Regions from separate parts of the Homo sapiens genome. Here region 2 is linked to region 1. Evidence: read pairs that join two places in POLR2A ChIA-PET (ENCODE). Cell type or tissue: A673. All regions are shown on one strand. Each heading gives the region's core, and the rest is flanking DNA. Links, peaks and the distances in the headings are about the cores only. Region 1 overlaps LOC124900354 (a long non-coding RNA gene). Region 2 has its middle 41 kb from the start of SEMA6D.

Evidence for each region. Peaks named below come from ENCODE experiments on the same cell type or tissue, not always from the same donor. Only the 100,000 strongest peaks of a DNase experiment are listed, where the experiment ranks them.
Region 2: POLR2A ChIA-PET joins it to region 1 with 11 read pairs; 1 of 35 experiments calls an interaction of 5 or more read pairs at or near these places.

The regions. Positions count from the first base shown.
Region 1 is chr15:47,951,657-47,954,575 of GRCh38, forward strand. The region is part of intron 1 of LOC124900354 (a long non-coding RNA gene); the gene reads left to right. Among named protein-coding and RNA genes, the nearest start is that of LINC01491, 110 kb to the left of the region's middle. In A673, for the core only: no CTCF peak of the experiment used is centred there; a DNase peak (open chromatin) is centred at 1,375.
Region 2 is chr15:47,674,668-47,677,586 of GRCh38, forward strand. It overlaps a transcript of SEMA6D not described here. Among named protein-coding and RNA genes, the nearest start is that of SEMA6D, 41 kb to the right of the region's middle. In A673, for the core only: no CTCF peak of the experiment used is centred there; a DNase peak (open chromatin) is centred at 1,234.

The sequences.
Region 1 (2,919 bases), core at 244-2,743:
CTTGTTAAATAATAACAACAATAGCAATAATAATTTCAGCAATAATCTGTGGCTATTTTTACTTAGCACATGCAACTATAGGTTGGTGCAAAAATAATTGGGGTTTTTGCCATTACTTTCAATGGCAAAAACCACAATTACTTTTACACTAACCTAATACATTGAAAGGATCCATGTTGTTGGCTCAAACTGTCATCACTATCAGTTAGTGAGTAACTGAGCTGCCTTTAAGGAGTTGAAGGGCAGAGAAAAGTGGAATGTATGTAACCCAATCCTTCCAGTGAAGCTGACCCACAGAGCGCATACAGTTGCCGTAGTTGAGGCCATATGTCCAAGTCTTGTAACTCAATAACTTTGTCAAGCTAATTGGCCACAGGTGGTCCACAAAGCTGAGCAAACAGCTGAGCCTGTTCACTATTTTTGAGGCTGTCTTAACAAGTTGCTTGAAATTGGGTGTTTATGATCTCTCCACTCCAGTGGTTCTCAACCAGGGGTGATTTTGCCCCTCAAAAAACATTTGGCAATGCCTGAAGACAGTTTTTATTTTCACAGCTAGGGGAGATATTGACAATGGCATCCAGAGGGTAGACGCCGGGGATGCTGCTCAACATCCCAGTATGCTCATGACAGCCTCCTACAACAAATAATTACTTGGCCCAAAATGTCAATGGAACCAAGGTTGAGAAACTATGCTCTATTAAAACGCAGATATGGGTTCTGGGTCTTCCCCTAATAATTTATTTTGTTTAGCAGAACACAATGGCTGTGTGATAATCAGGAACCAATGTAAAGACTTACCACAGTCCTGAACTTGGAAAAGGTATTCATGGGTCCTGAACTTGGCAATGGAAAAATATCTAACCTCATCTGTGTGTGTGTGTGTGTGTGTGTGTGTGTGTGTGTGTGTGTGTCTGTGTGTGTGTGTGAGAGAGAGAGAGAGAGAAAGAGAGAGAGAGAGAAGGAAAAGAAGGAGTCATTGTGAAAAATAATTTGCAAGCAGAGACAGCAATCCAAATCTGAACAAAGAAAATCGTTTAATGCTAAGCCCCTACAGCACATGCATAGCAATGCCAGGCTAGTGAATGAATGGGATGAATCTAACCCAATAACTTCCAATAAAATGTGCAGAAATTGTGTGCAAAAAGCAAAATCCCCCCAACAATAAACAACAAAAGACCAGTATGCAAATTCAGTCCTTCACAAAAATTCATCCTGTAATTTTCTACAGATTGGCAGTGATCATAGGAGTCGCATAACAAGAATATTGAAAGGGCAGGGAAGAAATGGCATTCCAGAAGCAATCAGAGTTGGCAGCACTTGGCCTCCACGATGGGCACTGGGAGTTTCCTGATGGGTTGTATATTATCTTCCCAGTGGGTGGTCCTGAAGTTGCCAAGAGGGGAGGACTCAGCAGGACACAAAAAATGATAATAGGAACGGTAGTCTGTAGCACAACTCTTGTTTTAGTCTTAACTCCAGGAAGTCTGTAGGTATGAAAGCTCTGGAGCTGCAGTATGCAAAGAGCAGAGGGTGAGCAAGTCTGGAGATAATGCGATTGGATTATGTAGGGAGAAAGTTGGCCTTTCCTACCGCATGGTTTCTTTACCACTAACCTTACCCCTTGATGCAGTGTCAGGAAAATGGCCCTAGCTTCTTTAAAGGTGGCTAGAATACTCCTGAGAAAAGATTATATAATGAATCAGCTCTGGAACCTGCCACCTTGGAAGTAGTGACTGCCACTGAGGAAAGAAATTAAGAAATTCAAATGGAAGTTGCCAGTAAACTTTCCTTTTCAAAAGGAAACATTGTCTTCTCCTAGGACATTTCTGCTCCTCTCACTCCTGTGATTTTGGAGTGCTTTCCTGCTTTACTGCTTTGGCATCGGTATTAGTTTCCGATGGCTACCATATCAAATTACTGCAAACTTAGCATCTTAAAATAAGTCAAATATCTTATCTTGCAATCCTGCAGGTCAGAAGTCCAGCATGGGTCTCACCGAGCTAAAAATCAAGGTGTTGGCAGGAATGCATTCCTTCTGGAGGTTCTAGAGGAGAATTTGTTTCCTTGCTTTTTCCAGGTTCTAGAGGCACCTGCATTCATTCCTTGGCTTATGCCTCCTTCCATTTTCAAAGCCAGCAATGGCCAGTTGAGTCTTTCTCACATGGCATCACTCCAACACTGACTCCTCTGCCTTCTTCTTCTATCTGTTAAGAACATTTGTGATTACATTGAGCCCACCCAGATATTCCAAGATAGTACTCCTATTTTAAGGTCAGCTGATTAGCAACCTTAATTCCATCTGCACACCTTAATCTTCCCTTGACATACAGCATCACATATACATAAATTCTGTGATTAGTATATAGACATCTTTGAAGAGGCCATGATACTTCCTACCACAGCTTCCCTGTTTGATCTCCCTTTTGCAATTTTGGGTTGGTTGCTCATTGAGGGTATACTTGGTACCAATAAGCTTCTATGAATAAATGTATGCTAAGTGAGTAAATTAATGACTGCACGAGGAAGTGAAGTGTTAATATTCCGCTTTCTGTCTTAACTTTATAAATTCTGAAAACAAAAGTAATTAGTAGAGCTTCTGAACTCTCACCCACACACTAATAAAAACCTTCAGAGACCATGTGTTCCACACTCTGGACAGCTTAGCCATGTTTCCAACTTCTGACTTCAGTGACTCGCCTCTTGGCATTCTCAGGATTTAGTAGTTTGAGACCAGAATGGGCAAGATCTGTTTCCCATCTTCCCCACATAATCAAGATGCTCAGTAATGCAAACCTTGTCCTCTCACAGCTCTACCCTTTATCCATTTGTTGTTTTAATCACTTTGATTCAGGATGTGTCTTTAAAAAAAAATCCCATGAATTTATTCCAACGAATTAACCTCTTTTCCCTTCACTTGAG
Region 2 (2,919 bases), core at 110-2,609, 280 kb before region 1:
TCTTCAGAAGCAGTGCTGTGTAGCCAAAAGCAAGCTTAGGGGAAAGGGCTGGCAGCTGGAGGAGGATGGCGCTTTTGTAGTCTCAGAAAGAATTGTGTACATGAGGATTAAGGTGCAGCTAATTATAGGAGCAGACTATGGAACTGACACCATTTTGCAGCTGCCCCTTTATTGAGGATTCACTGCGCATCCGAATCCCTTCCCCAGCAGAAGTGGGAATTCCTGTTAGTTGAGGGGTTAGCCAATAATTAGCACCTGCCAAATTCTAGGTCTCTTAGAAGACCTCCTGGCTCAGTGATCTAAGTGAAAACGAATGGTGAGCCTCCGCATGAGCAAATAAAACAGGCTAAGTTACATAACAGCATATCAGCAATGTAAGCCACAGAGGTGTTCGATCCAGGAGTGACCTTGGTGTCATAAAGCCACACAAAAATGTTTCTGAGGTTATTGGCTGTTTGGCATTATCAACACTATTATTTTCTAGTTGGCATACATAATTTAGGATGATTTAACTCTCCAACTTTCTGATTCTTTTCCTTGGCCCTTGTGATGGGTGAAATTGTGTCTCCCTTGAATTTGTATGTTGAAGCCCTAATCCCTAGGACCTCAGAATGTGACCATATTTGGAGAGAGAGCCTTTAAAGAGATAATTAAGTTAAAATGAGGCAATTAGGGTGGGCCCTCATTCAGTCAGACTGGAGTCCTCGCAAGAAGAGGAAACTTGGACACACAGAGAGACCAGAAGGGCACACACCGAGGAAAGGCCCTGTGAGGGGCACAGCAGGAAAGTAGTCATCTGCAAGACAAGGAGAGGGACCTCAGGGAAAACTAGCCTGCTGACACCTTGATGTGGGACTTCCAGCCTCCAGAACTGTAAGAAAATACCCAATCTGTGGTATTTTGCTATGGTAGACTTGGCACACTAATGTACTCCCCTCCCTAAGAGGCATTGATATCAATTAGTATTGTGTTTTTCTTTATATAAGAAAAAAATCAGAATAAATGACAGCTTGCAGAAAACCAGCATTTATTTTGTATGGCAATTCCATGATCATCAGAGCTCAACTTCCTTCTGTCTTTCTGTTTCACCATCCTGGCACTGGCTTCTGTGGTGGTTCTGGGCTTATTTGCCCTCAGAGGCATCCCTACCCCTTTCCCTGATGTGCCCTGTACTGCAGGGAAGCTGGCCCCTGTAGCTTGTATTGCTCTGGTTCTTGAGATTATTGGCTTCCTGCTGAGTTTTGCCAGTGGGAGGCATTGGCCAGAGTTTGATGGAATGGGGAGGGGGGAGGGGGGAGAAGCCTTTCTGCCTTGGGCTGCCCCTGGCAGTGGCTGTGTCTATTTGGGGCTCTGGCTCCTACAGGCTAGGCCCACTGTGTTTCAGCTTCTGTTGGGTGACTCTGCAGTCGGCTCCAGCAAGACACTCTCTCTCCTTTGCCTACCCGCGGCATTGGTAGTGGCTAATCTCTTGCTAATCTCTAGGTTTTCTCACCATTTTGTTTGGCTTCTCAGCTCTTCCAGGATCTGTGTAACCACTTCCCCCCTTTAAATTCAATCAACATTAAATGTGAAGTATGATTTTGCTTTCCTGGTTAGACCCTGCCTGATGCAACTTCTATACTGGAGATCACCTCATTATCCAAGCTAGCTGCTAAAACTGCACCCATCATGTCTAGTTCTAGGACATAGGACAGAAGGAGAGAGAAAGTAAAGTAGAATGAAAAGGTCTTGCTTCTTGGCTAACTCAGCTCCTTTAAGCAATCTTTTGGAAAAATCGCACACATTTCTGCTTATACCTCATTGGTCAACAATTAGTGCCATGACTACCCCTAGAAGCAAAGGAGGCAAGTTTTCCATATAAGCAAAAGATGGGAAGTTACAATTTCTGCAATTTTACGAATTCTGACATTAAATTGTTCCTCCAGTCAAACTGAGATTAATGGCTCTCACTTGCAGCAATTGAGGTACCCTGCTAATCCCAAATAGTTTACTCAGCAAGAAATAGTGTGAACCCGAGAGCCAATGCAGGCTAGGGTACTGTTCAAGTTACCTATTGCTGCAAAACAAACCACCCCAACACATAGATCTTGAAACAGATATTCATTATCTCTCATGGTTCTGTGGGTAGGCTGGACTCAGAGAGTTCTCTCCTGAATATTTCATGGGGTCATAGATGGTGGTTGGGGCTTCAGTCTACGAAAGCAGCAGTCTCCAACCTTTTTGGCACCAGGAACCAGTTTTGAGGAAGACAGTTTTTTCATGTGGGGTGGGTGGGTGGTTCCGGGATGAAACTGTTCCACCTCAGATCATCAGGCATTAGATTCTCATAAGGAGAGTACAACCTAGATCCCTTGGAGGCACAGTTCACAATAGGGTTTGCACTCCTCTAAGAATCTAATGCTGCTGTTCTGACAGGAGGCAGAGCTCAGGTGATAATGCTCGCTCACCCACCACTCACCTCCTCCTGTGTGGCCAGGTTCCTAACAGGCTACAGACTGGTACCAGTCTGCGACCTGGAGGTTGGGGACCCCTGTTGTAAAGGTTGAGCTGAGATGGATGTCCAAGAAAGCTTCACTTCTTGACTAACAGTAGGTGCTGGTTATAGGCTGGGAGCTCAGCTGGGGCTGTTGATTGTATTGCCTGTATATGGCCTCTCCATGTGGCTAGAGTTTCCCATAGCACTGGGGCTGGGTTCCAAGAGGCATCCCAAGAGACCCAGGGAGAAGCTGCTAAGATCCCTCATGACCTAGCCTTTCAATTTTCCAGTGTCACTTTTGCCACATTCTATTAGTCAAGCAGATTCAAGGAGAGAAGAATTAGCCTCCATCTCTTAATGGAAGAGTGGCAAAAAGCACATTACAGAGAAGCATGTGGAATGGGAGACAGTGTTACAAATATCTTTGAAAAAGGCAGTTTGCC